Linked DNA regions of Homo sapiens: regions 1, 2 and 4 are each linked to region 3. Evidence: chromatin contacts called from ENCODE Hi-C or POLR2A ChIA-PET data. All regions are on one chromosome and are shown on one strand. The core of a region is the stretch at or near the end of the contact, and the rest is flanking DNA. Distances in the headings are between cores, read along the strand shown.

Region 1 (3,083 bases), core at 482-2,981, 670 kb before region 3:
TTCTCCCCTTCTCCCTCACACTGCCCATATTCCTATGATGATTTTTTCCTTTACAATCCTGTAAAAGAGGAGTCTGTGAGCTTCTTGGACTTGGGCTGCTGCCATCCTCCTCATGTCTCTTTATCTTCAAGAGTCTCCGTTGCATTCACAAAGGAATGAAGACAGAGTTAATTAGAGGAAAAGTTAATTAGAATCTAGATCTCCTAAAATGTCTCTCTACCTTCAGCGATTCTTCAAGTTACTAAAAGTGCTGCTGAGAGGAAAAGATTTGCATTGAGGCAGAACTTTGTGGCTGTAAAAGTAATTCCAAGATGACTACAGAGAGAAGGATGTGACTTGTAAGTACAGGAACACTTGGTATTTTCATTTACAATAATTTGCCTTTGGAGGTAGCTCTAGATATTAGGGACAGAAGGGCCAGGGAGCTGTGTCAGAAATGACTATTCACTTCCCTCAGGGAAAGAGACCCAACCACCTTAGATAAAAAGGGAAGAGGAGAAGAGGAAGTTAGACAAAACTGGGTTAAGGAGCAAGGCTGGAGAAATCTTCCTTCTCCACACAGGGACTAATTTTAGTAGTCAACTGTGCCAGTAATTTAACCCATGGCTCTTTCAATCCAAGGTTCTATTTGGAGAAGTTTTTTCTAGAAGCAAATTGACATTTGGAGCACAAAGGCAAGTGGATTAAGGCGAAATGATATGCAAAGCCAGGGTTTGGTTTTTTTGGGGTGGTGGTGGTGTTGTTGTTGTTGAGGTTTTTTTTGTTCTAAATACACATAGGGAAATATATTCACATGTACATTCTTCAGAAGGGCTCTTCCTTTTGCACAATAAATTGCTACCGTTTGCTTTAAAAAATATAAGATTCAACCCCAGGTACTCATTTTGTCACATCCTGGTGCCAAAATTCATATCAGGGATAAGTAGATAGAAAAAGAATTACTGCATCACAAATACATACATGGAGGAAGGGGAATTCTATTCACATGGATATTTCATGAAATAAAATGAAAGCAACTTCTGGAACCCAAGAGACCTTGGGTCATATCTTCATTTCAACCTCATAGTTGGAGGCCTCTGCACTGCAGTTTCCTCATCTCTAAATTGAGAGGAATATTATCTGCTTCTTACAGTTGTTATAAGGACACAAGGAGGCTATATGCTAAAATTTAGCCAACTGCTTTGCACATAGTATTTATTCTATGAAAAAGAATTATGTTGGCAGGAACTTAGAAGGCCATAGGAAAGATCTTCACAAAACGAGTTTCCTGTTGGGGTGTGAGGGGTGGAGGTAATAGTGGTTGCCATAAAAACCAGTTTCCATATCACCAGATTTACTTGCCTCTCTCTCCCTGAAGTGAATGTTTCATCTGGCACTCAACAAAATGAATTGCTGGGCCCCTGGTCGAGTGCAAATCCAGCATCTATTATTGGCATCTTTCTTAATGTCTTTAACACCATCAAAAAAGTGGAGCAACCAGCCAATTGGAGACTGTTCAACACTAAATAAACATTTGGAATAGGGCCATGCCTTTTGCAAAATTACAATCTGCTTAAAATAGCCTCAGAGGTCAGTTTTAAATATGCTCCATTGGATATCCACTTTTGTTTACTTCTATCCAAAGGCAGTTTGGGGGCAAGCAACTTAGACAGCTGCTTGGGGCATCAAGCACTAAGTGCAGACACTGCTGTTCCTTGGACAAGACGTGCTGCGCCCTGCTTCTATTTTAAAAGTCCTCCAGCTACAGTTGCCAGAGAAGGCAAGGGCCGTTGAGCAAGTGTACAGGCCTTACAAATGATATTTCAGGAAGGAAGTGGATAATACGGGCAGGAAGAGAGATTGGCTTACATTTCTGATCTGGAACGCTATTTGGTCTTTAACTGTTACTACCCCAAACAAAATTATTTCTTGGTTTTCTGACAGATAGATAGATGGATAGGTAGGTAGATACATAGATAGATAGATACATAGATAGATAGATAGATAGATAGATAGATAGATAGATAGATAGCAAAAACCCCTTAAAAGCGTATTAAAAAGTTACATGTCTCAAAAAAACACTTTAAGCAATTAGTTTTAAATGTAAGATATCCCTCATATTTTCATATTTAGTAAAATAATAATAATGCTATCAGATATGCTCTTTTGGCTGAAAAAAATTAATTGCCAAGAAGAGAACTTCCAGACATTGACGAGGATGGTAAATTTATTATTGAAACACCGTTAGAAATATTTAACACCAAGTGTTCTGAATAAACTAGTTTTCATATTCTCCACTAATTCATCTCAAAAATGAGGACAAAGAGACCTGGATCTAGCAAGTAAGAATGTTCTTAAACATCCAGAATATTATATTTGAAAAAAGAAAAAATTATTCTGAGAAAATCTGCCTTGTCTACTCAAGCAAGCCTGAACTGATTCCACTTCACTGAATGTTTATATAATATATAATTACTCCACTCCATTCAGGAGCTAAGTATACACAGCTTGTGTTTGGTCCCAATTGTTTTAGGTATGTTTGTTTCCTCGACTAGATAGTAAGCATTCTGAGAAAAGTGGCTGTATATTATATTTATTCCATACTTTTTGGTTACCTGTTTAGTGCTTGGTACATAGAAAGCCTTCAGTAAATAATTGCTGAATGAAAAAAATATATTGCTACAGTTTGCAGTGTCTCTAATAATAAATATCTCTTCAACTAGTATTATAGTCAACATGTAGGCATATCAGAATCATCTAGGAGAGCATTTAAAACATTCCTATGCCCCATGCTAGAAGTTGGTTTTAAAACAAAGACAATAGAGTTATGCCTTTGTCATGAAGGAGCTTAAAAATCTAGGGTAGAAGGCAGGCATCATAGATAAAGAAATACGATTCAAAATTACTTCAGATAGACAAGTTACATCTCCATTGATCATACTGCAGTTTCTTTAGTTACCTATAATTTCTGAAGATATACTATGGTAATCTTAATTGGACCCGCATATTCCCTAAGCCTTCTTCAATAACTTATTTACTAACAGTCCTCTAAGATAGAGTTATTTTTGCAGATGTCTAAATTCATCTGTTGTATGCTGATGCTA
Region 2 (3,324 bases), core at 515-3,014, 560 kb before region 3:
TGAGGTCAGGGGTTTGAGATCAGCCTGGCGAACATGGTGAAACCCTGTCTTTACTAAAAATACAAAAATTAGCTGGGCATGGTTGCGGGCGCCTGTAATCCCAGCTATTTGGGAGGCTGAGGCAGGAGAATTGTTTGAACCCAGGAGGTGGAGGTTGCAGTGAGCTGAGATCGGGCCACTGCACTCCAGCTTGGGCGACAGAGGAAGGATCCATCTCAAAAAAAAAAAGAAAAGAAAAGAAAAGAAATGTATTTCTCATAGAGTGCATGTGACAGAGAGGGAGAAAGAGCAAGACAGTGATGCAGCAGAACTTGCTTTTACGACAAACCCACTCTCGCAATAACTAATCCACTCCTGCAATAACAATATTAAGCCATTCATGAGGATAGAGCCCTCCTGACCTAATTACCTCCTGTGAGGCCCCACCTTCCAAGACTGTTGCATTGAGATTACATTTCCAACACATGAACTTTTGGGGGACACGTTCAAACCGTAGCATTTGTCTAGCAACTTCCTAATGTTCACAACTCAGATCCTGCCTCCTAGATTTCCCTCTGCACTCCCATGCTATTTTTTGAAACCTATAATTCCATCGCTAAAACCAAGTCAAAGACAACCATACCTTTGTTTCCTCATCTGCAGGAGGTGATAACCGATAGTATTCATAGAGGCAAAATAAATTAATGCCATGTAAGAACAGCATGTAAACCATAGTATCATAAAAGTATTCACTATCATTATTCAAGTAATTTTCACATAGTAGGTCACCAATATCGGATCATTGAATAAAACATATACCTTGTTCAATAGATATATCAGAATTTATACATCCAAAGGTTTGTTAGCCTCTTTCATAAAATGAGCTACAATCTCACTTCATAAGTTAAAAATAAACATTCATTGAATCTAAGCTACAGCTTTATGCATTGAAAACATTACCAACTTATTTACATAGCACATTAAAATTTTACAAAGCACATTTACAGGGAGAGAATTAATTTAATTTTCTTCCACACTATGTGATACAGCTCTAGTGCCAATCATAAATGACAAACCCTTAATACATTTGCCCATCTGGGCTCCTCTTTCCAAAGTACCTAAGTATCTAGTGAGGTGCAGTGGCTCATGCCTATAAATCCCAACATTTTGGGAGACCGAGGCAGAAGGATCATTTGAGCCCAGTAGTTCAAGACCAGCCTGGGCAACATAGGGAGACTCCCATCTCTACAAAAAATTAAAAAATTAGCCAGGCATGGTAGCACATGCTTGTGCTTCCAGCTACTCGGGAAGCTGAGGTAGGAGGATTGCTTGAGCCCAAGAGGCCAGGAGGTTGAGGCTGCAATGAGCCATGATCATGCCACTGCACTCAGTTTAGGAAACAGAGAGAGACCTTGTCTAAAAAAAAAAAAAAAACAAAAACAAAAACAAAAAAAACAGTTCTAAGTTGTAGTTGAAATCTGCAGTAACTGTTTAATCAATGAGCTTCTAATGGTCTTTTTATTATGATTATCAAATGTCTATGCAAACATTTCTTCCTCTGAACTTCACCCTCCTGAAAAGGGGCAACTGTGAATGACTATTCCCTTTCTATACCAGTTCCAATAGCACAGTGGAGAGGGGAGGGAAAAATAAACACACACATTTCTAACTTTCCAGCCTACTGACTGGTCTGCCCTTTCCCCTGGCCAACATCCTCAAAAATATGATAATGAAGTGGTTTGTGTGATTGTGAAAGAGTGTGTGCGTTTCCCTGGGCTGGAGCCAAGGGAGAGAAAGAAGGTATCCAAACACAGCTGCAGTTACCTCTCCCCGCTCAGTCATTTCAGGGAAATGGACTCAGCATATCTGGAAGGAGGTCAACTGGGGGACAAAATAAAAGGCTCTCTTGGTTGGTTGGTTCTGCACAGATCCTGAAAGCAGGCTTCAGGCCTATACTATAACAATCCCTCTGACTTTGGCAATAAAATGAAGGAGAAACATCACAGAAAATACCAAAGGAAGAACCAGTCAAATCCCATTATCACAAACTCCCAGAAATTTGTTTAATTATTTTAATATTTTCAATATAGCTGACTGGAGTGAACATTAGTTAACATGAGTAAGTGATAAATTGGATCTAAATTGTCATTTGTATCTATAGAGATGTTGCTATAAAGAAGTATGTCCAAGTTAGATTTTCACCTAGGCAGGTTGGGAAAAAAAAGATGAAAAAATATGTGCATTCTAACTATTTTCTACAAACTATATACATAGTAGATTATTCCATTGTTGACACTTCTGAATCATATGGCCATGGAAATTAAGGGGATCCCTTAATTGAACCCCTCAATTGAAAGAGGAGCAAACTAAAGCACAGAGTACATTGTCCATATAAACAACCACTTAGGGCTGCCATCTTCAATGGGAAGGTCTCTCTCAAGTTATAGACTGAAATCTAAGTCTGGCCCAGCATTCACTGGGCACCTTATTTTCTACCTACATTTTCATAAGATGTATCACAAACTTCAGCAATTATTTGTTGTGTACTATCTGCTATATATTTATGCAAGTTAACATTGAAATAATAAAATGAGAAGCCATTAGACAGGAACCCTGGGTTCCTACCTAAGGAAACTAAAACCTAGCTCAGCCTCATTTCATGCAAGAGGCTAATTTAAAAGAAATGAAACTTAAGCTCAACCAATCACATAGCCAACTGGGCATTGATTATTGTCTTGAACTTCCCACCAAGATAGTCCAAATAGGGCAATTTTCCAAACTTCAACCAATCAAATAATTTCTTTGCTCTGCTTTCTCATTCACCCTGTAAAAGCTTTTCCATCAACCACCTCTGCTGAAGCCCTGAACCACTTCCAGTCTAGAGCTGTCCAATTCATGAATTGCTGTCTGCCCAAATAAACTCTTTAAAGGTTTAATCTGCTAAAGTTTCTCTTTTAACATTAATCTTCTATTTAACATTACTATAAACTCCTTGAAGGCTACCACTATGGCAAAATGATTCTGAATCCTCCTGCTCCTGACACCTCCTGGGAACAGTGCTGAAAATCCAACATTGACTAAACCCCTTTCATTGGCAAATAGGCCCAGAGGGGCCAAGATGAGGGAGACAGACTCAAAAAAGCTCTTGTCCTCCTAAAGTTTAAAATGGAACAGGCAGAGCAACCTAAACAGCTCTAATACAATTTGCCATGGTAAAAGTATAGACAGTTCTGTGTGAATGCAGGTAACAGGGAGACTAATTCACCTGAGAGTATCTGACAAAAGATACTCAAAATATGATCCAAGAGCCAGCTCTCATTATTACTCCATATGAAATAAGTTCAG
Region 3 (3,059 bases), core at 115-2,614:
TGTATTTCTGACTTGTTCTGTGTTTGTGTCTCTTCTTGTGCTTACTTGGAGAACTCTTTATTAGGAACTTCCTAATATCAATAAGTAGAGCTTTGGAAATTTTAATAACTCCCTAATATTCAAGAGCACTATAGCCCCATGAAGTCTGTTTCTGCTTTAATATTTGAATCAAATCACAAGAAACTCTTCAGCTCAAAGTTTTTAGTTTTTTAAAAGATGTATTTACTATAATGGGGCACCAGGCCTCTGATCATTATATGAACTATATTCCATATTGTTTGTTGCTTTGACTAACAGAATTTCAGAATCTAATTAATAAGCCTTTTTATCAGCTCGGCCTACATCTTATTATCTCTTTCATTTCAGCTCTATCTGTACAGCTCTATACTGTAATAATAGTATGAATTAAATGAAAAGGAAAATGTAAGCAGTCATTTCCAGTTGCTGCTTGTAGTTTCTTTATTCCCTCCGGACTTCTTATATGAATTCAGAAAGTTCCTAAAAATGTTTTTTTAGGAACGAAGATTTTCATTTCATTTCTGATTTTGTATAAATACAAATAACTTTAAATATTGCCTTTGATTTTTCTTCTCTCACAATTTTCCAAATCCAGGATGGTACCTTGTTTGATGGTCGACCAATAGAGTCTCTGTCCCTGATAGATGCCGTAATGCCTGATGTAGTACAAACAAGACAACAAGCTTATAGAGATAAGCTTGCACAGCAACAGGCAGCAGCTGCTGCAGCTGCCGCAGCTGCAGCCAGCCAACAAGGATCTGCAAAAAATGGAGAAAACACAGCAAATGGGGAGGAGAATGGAGCACATACTATAGCAAGTGAGCTCAGACAAGAATTTTTTTTTAATTACATGGTTTATTTATTTATTTTTTTAAACTTTTAATTCGGGGTACATGTGCAGGTTTGTTATATAGATGAACTCATATCACAGGGGTTTGTTGTACAGACTATTTCATCACCCAGGTACTAAGCCTAGTGCCCAATAGTTATTTTTTCTGATCCTCCTCTTCCTCCCACCCTCCACCCCCCAGGAAGGTCCCAGGAGACAAGAATTTTTAAAAATTTTTTCTCAGAAGAAATGCCCCATCTTCTATGCTGAAATAATTTCATCTGTTAACTTGCACCAACTTGTTTCCCTAACTTGTATCACACAGTTCAATTCAGATTTTTATTCCTAAAGCTCCAAAAAGCTAGATTTACTTTTATTTTCTTTTTAAAATATCTAGAAACCCTTTTCCCATTGTTAAATGAATTTTTACATCTACATTTGATTTCTAAATAAAATTTGTAATACTAGTTATCAACAAATAACCATAGAGCTCTGACATCGAGATAAAAGGCAACTCATGTTATATGAATGATATCAGCAACCCCTACTGGCAGAAACTCAGAATAGTACTGATAGACATTATATTTAATTCAAACCATTTTATCGTTTTATCCATGTTTAGGTCTAATCATTTAAAGTCTCCCATCCCACTCCCACCCCCACCCCTCTAAAAAAAAAGTATGTGGTCAATACTTAATTAAAGATAAGAATTTATTTTCTGTGTGACTAAGACTGTGTAGTCATGTTCAGCTTAACTGGATATAATTGAAAAATGTTACACTGTGTGCGATAAAGGAAGGTATTTGCTAGTTAAGAAATCACCCATCCACCATGTTGTAATACTGCCTAACTGGAAATGCTTACTTGTGTTTCACGATGCAGATAATCATACTGATATGATGGAAGTGGATGGGGATGTTGAAATCCCTCCTAATAAAGCTGTTGTGTTGCGGGGCCATGAATCTGAAGTTTTTATCTGTGCCTGGAACCCTGTTAGTGATCTCCTAGCATCAGGGTATGTTTCTCAAAGTGATACTAAAATGACTTAAAAATATCTTATTGAACATTTTATAAACATATGCATTATTCAGGTTTTCTGTTGTTGCTTAGTTGTGGCCATTTTGTCTCTGTAAATTTTTTATTCCTTCATGAAGTAATTGTAGAATTTTTAATTAAACTTACTATTTCGAGAATGCTTGGGGGTCCCAACGTGTAGAATGGGAAAAATACTGGAAATGAAAATTCGTGATAGTCGTTTTTATTTGCCTTATTAATATTCAGATGTAAATATGTTGCCTTGTTCTGATACGTGAGAATGTCATGAGGATCTAAAATATATTGCATACTTTTATAGGTCTGGAGACTCAACAGCAAGAATATGGAATCTTAGTGAGAACAGCACCAGTGGCTCTACACAGTTAGTACTTAGACATTGTATACGAGAAGGAGGGCAAGATGTTCCAAGCAACAAGGATGTCACATCTCTAGATTGGAATGTGAGTATCACTATATCCATGATGGATATAATTACTAGTATACCTAACCCTCAGAGCCTCATACTCACGGCAGGGTTTGTCTATTTGTTCAGAATTTGGGGTTTTATTAACTAGTAACAACAAACCGGGAGTCGTCCCCTGCCAGCCCTCTCCCCCACTGTGGGACACAGACTTGCCTTAGTCAGACCAAGGTTCAACATCCAGCTCTTCAGTGTATCCCACAGCATATCCTTGGTTAAATTGTTACTTTTTACTCTGTACTTCATTTTCTTTAAATGTCAAGTAGAAGTGTGAAAATGGTACCTAAATATTTGAGATAATAGGTGAAAATTCTTACCATAATAACAAACAACATACTAAATCTATAACAACCGAGTCCTTAGGGGATAAAAGAATTCTGTGTAGCAAAAAACATGTTCTTGTTTTTCTCTGTATTCTGTGAACTGGTAGAACTTTATTACCAATTTCCTTTTAGGGATCATTAGTCTAGACAACGTCTGAATTTTATTCCCACTGTAGGAATCTTGTAATTCTCTGATTCTGTGTATGATTCAACATCTTTCAGGACAACTTGACTACTGTGACTTACAAAAAACTTTGACTTCGTTGTTGATAAATTCTCACCATTATAGTTTTAAATACATCTCTTACCTCGCTCCGCTACCCCCTGCCCCTCCCCCAAAACTCTTAGATTATTTCAGCATTGCAAAGAATAT
Region 4 (3,332 bases), core at 344-2,843, 640 kb before region 3:
AGATGGGAACAATAGACACTGGGGAATCCAAAAAGGGGTAGAGGATGAGAGATGAAAGGACTGAAAAATCTCCTATTGGAAACTATGTTCAATAGGAGAGATGGGATCAATAGAAGCCCAAACTTCAGCATTACACTAACCTAAATTTTTCTTAAAAATGAAGTAGTGAGAGTACCTCCCAACTCTAACATTCTATGACTCTACGACACTCTTCTTGACAAGGTGGAATAATTCATCCAATTTCTTGGGATGAAGTGAAAAGACAAGACAGTAACCAGCCACTATTTCAAAGATGAGCCATTAATTCTGCCCTGTGACCTCATATGTAATAGGCAGGCATTCATCCATGCAAAAGATCTTTACCATCTCTCTGTCAGGCCTGTATACAGAAATGTGGTTAAAACTTGGTTCCTAGGATGAGCTGCTTCTAGTCTAAGATACCTGTTATTACTTACGTATGTAGTTGCTTGGCATATCCTAAATAAACTTTCCTCCCTCCACCCCACAAAATGCAAGCCAGCCGGCCTTCCTACAAGCTCAAAGATAAATAAATATCCTATGGTTTTCAAAGAAGATCAGTCCTCTCTTTCTCTAAACCTATTCATACTTGCCTTAGTTCCCAATGATGACACCAGAATCTATTCCTAAATTTATAAATTTCCACAAAGTATATGGCAAATAAAATACCTTGTGTATTTAAACACCATAATCATTATTATAATTATACTTCAAGTTTGACCAATTAATTCTTCAATGATTTATCTAGAAAGAGTAAACATAAAAAACAAGTTTTTCACTCTAACTTTTGACCTCAATAGATACATCATTCTACAAAAATTCAAGAACCAAGAATGTTCAAGTTGTTTCCTAGCTTCCCTTCTCATGTTTAGGCTGGTCTTGAATCTTGTATGATATCTCATCTCCCTGGACTTACATTGTCCTCAAGTTTAAGAAAATAAGATATACAAAACATTACATTTCTTTAGCATTTCTCTATAGGGTCAACTACTCGATGCCACTGTGATCAGGGAGGAATGCAGGTCTTTTTACCTTTTTTTCTGGCTGAAAATATAATTATCTGCATTGGCATCATTCTTCAAAGCATTAGTTTCATATGGATTTCAGCACAAGCTTAAAAGCCACCAACTATTCTCTCCTTTGCAACTATTTCTTGGTTAGCAGCTGTAGTGAAAAAGTTACAATTCATGGGGGAATTAAGAAGAAACTTCTATTTGGAAATACACGAGAGCAGAAAGTCTTGAAGAAAACTAATTGGTAATCCAGCCAAAGAGGGTAATTCAGAGATAGATCTTTAAAGATATATATATGTATACACACACACACACACACACACACACACACATACACACACACACACACACAGAATTGAGGGAAATGACTATTCTTATCTGCTCTAGTGTTTTTTTTTTTTAAGGATAACATCCGTTCCAATTTTTTTCGAAGTACAGAGTTCCTTATTGTTTCTAGCTCATTTACTTTCCTCTGTCTCTCACAGAACCACACATTTCACCACTGTTTTGCATATGGGAGGCATAAACAAAAGCACGACATTTTAAGGCATGATCCCATGGGGCCTTCAAGAAGTTTATATTTCACTGGAAACTCTGAGAATCTTTTGCCCAGCTAAGAACATCTGCTTCCTCTTAGCAACTTTAAATGCACTTTGATCCTGACATCCTTCAGTATCACCCACACGATGTATTTGAGGTTTTCCTGAGTAAAACAGGAGAAAAGAGTGACATTTGAGTTGGGGGCAAAGTGCCACTTTCCAGGAGACATTTAACTAAAGCTTTTGCTCAGGAATAAAAAACATAGCTTTAGTGTGGCTTATTTTTGGTTCTTCCTTAGAAACCTATATCTGTAATAACACTTAGCATCTATGTAACATTTTTAAAACATTAAACAAATTACTCCTCAACAAACCCTTTGTTGGTAAGTCAATTAGGTAGAATATAATTTGCAGATGCAAAACCAAGAAAATCAGCAGGCCAAATTAGAATCCCATTGTTTACTCCATGCTTCCCATTATCCCTCTCCCCAGACCACCAAGAGTTTCCATATGTCAGCACGATTTTATTCAAGATCATCTACAGACAGTCACACACTGCATTAAAACACTTCAGTCAACAACGGACCTCATATACAACAGAGGTCCCATAAGATTATAATGAAGCTGAAGAATCCCTATTGTCTAGTGACACCGCAGCCATCACAATGTCCTAGTACAATTCATTAGTCACATGTTTGTGGGGAGGCTGGTGTAAACAAACCTACTGTGCTGCCAATTGTATAAATGTCTAGCACATAGTTACGTACAGCACATTATACTGGGTAATGATAATAAACCACTATATTACTGGTTTATATATTTACTACCCTACATATTTTACTGTTTTTTTAGAGTATGCTTTCTCTACTTATTAGAGGAAAAAGTTAACTGTAAAATAGCCTCAGGCAGGTCCTTCAAGAGGCATTTCAGAAGAAGGCACTGTTATCACACAAGATGACAGCTCTGTGCATGTTATTGCCTCTGACCTCCCTGAGATACACGGCGTGGAGTTGGAAGACAGTAATATTGATGATCCTGACTCTGTATAGACCTAGGCTAATGTGTGTGCTTGTGTCTTCGTTTTTAACAACAACAAGTTGCAAAAGTAAAAATAAAGATTTTAAAAATAGAATAAGGATACAAAAAGAAAATATTCTTATATAGTTGTACAATGTACTTGGCTTTTAAGCTAAGTGTTACTACAAGAGTAAAAAGGCTTTTTTAAAAATTAAAGAGTTTATAAAGTTTAAAAATTTACAGTAAGCTCAGATTAATTTAAAGAAAGAAAATGTTTTAATACATTTAGTGTGTCCTAAGTATACAGTATTTATAAAGTCTGCAGAAGTGTATAGTAATGTCCTAGTCCTTCACATTCACTCACCACTCACTCACCCAGAACAACTCCCACTCTTACAAGTTTCATTCATGGTAACTACCCTGCAGGTACAAGTATACCATTTTTTTGTCTTTTATGCCATATTTTTACTGTACCTTCTCTATGTTTAGATAGGAAAAATGTTTTTCATTGTGTTATAGCTGCCTATGGTATTCAATATATAACCATGTTGTGCAGGTTTGTAACCTAGGAGCAATAGGCTATATCGTATAGCCTCAGTGTTTAGTATGCTATGCTACCTAGGTTTAAGTACATTCTATGATGTTGGCACAATGACAAAATTGCCTAACGACCCATTTCTCAAAATGTATCCCCATTGTTAAGCAACATATGACTACAGTAACATTATCATGTGATAATTATCTA

The links. A loop is a pair of places that touch in the nucleus more often than their neighbours do. ChIA-PET counts read pairs that join two places held with the same protein, here RNA polymerase II (POLR2A). Pooled maps may share reads with other maps.
Region 1: a loop to region 3 is called in a map of vagina, with 7 times the contacts of the local background. The contact joins two enhancer-like sites. A Hi-C loop is called at or near these places in 2 of 168 maps with a recorded cell type or tissue (cardiac septum and vagina) and 6 of 50 pooled maps.
Region 2: a map of Calu3 shows a loop between it and region 3 (3-fold over the local background). The contact joins two enhancer-like sites. A Hi-C loop is called at or near these places in 5 of 168 maps with a recorded cell type or tissue (Calu3, PC-9, cardiac septum and 2 more) and 5 of 50 pooled maps. POLR2A ChIA-PET finds 5 or more read pairs at or near these places in 1 of 52 experiments (OCI-LY7).
Region 4: a loop to region 3 is called in a pooled map, with 2.4 times the contacts of the local background. The contact joins two enhancer-like sites. A Hi-C loop is called at or near these places in 1 of 168 maps with a recorded cell type or tissue (CD4-positive, alpha-beta T cell) and 4 of 50 pooled maps. POLR2A ChIA-PET finds 5 or more read pairs at or near these places in 2 of 52 experiments (activated B cell and activated CD4-positive, alpha-beta T cell).

What each region holds. Positions count from the first base shown.
Region 1 is chr3:177,722,784-177,725,866 of GRCh38, reverse strand. The region is part of intron 3 of LINC00578 (long intergenic non-protein coding RNA 578); the gene reads right to left. Among named protein-coding and RNA genes, the nearest start is that of LINC02015, 93 kb to the left of the region's middle. Within about 2 kb of position 1,731, at least 21 of the 41 ENCODE cell types and tissues checked have a DNase peak (open chromatin) inside an H3K27ac peak, as active enhancers do.
Region 2 is chr3:177,613,636-177,616,959 of GRCh38, reverse strand. The region is part of intron 2 of LINC00578 (long intergenic non-protein coding RNA 578); the gene reads right to left. Among named protein-coding and RNA genes, the nearest start is that of LINC00578, 170 kb to the right of the region's middle. Within about 2 kb of position 1,764, at least 9 of the 41 ENCODE cell types and tissues checked have a DNase peak (open chromatin) inside an H3K27ac peak, as active enhancers do.
Region 3 is chr3:177,049,281-177,052,339 of GRCh38, reverse strand. It overlaps TBL1XR1 (TBL1X/Y related 1), which reads left to right. Exons shown (of 16, transcript NM_024665.7): 5 at 614-836; 6 at 1,730-1,862; 7 at 2,202-2,343. Among named protein-coding and RNA genes, the nearest start is that of TBL1XR1-AS1, 13 kb to the right of the region's middle. Within about 2 kb of position 1,364, at least 4 of the 41 ENCODE cell types and tissues checked have a DNase peak (open chromatin) inside an H3K27ac peak, as active enhancers do.
Region 4 is chr3:177,692,697-177,696,028 of GRCh38, reverse strand. The region is part of intron 3 of LINC00578 (long intergenic non-protein coding RNA 578); the gene reads right to left. Among named protein-coding and RNA genes, the nearest start is that of LINC02015, 120 kb to the left of the region's middle. Within about 2 kb of position 1,593, at least 2 of the 41 ENCODE cell types and tissues checked have a DNase peak (open chromatin) inside an H3K27ac peak, as active enhancers do.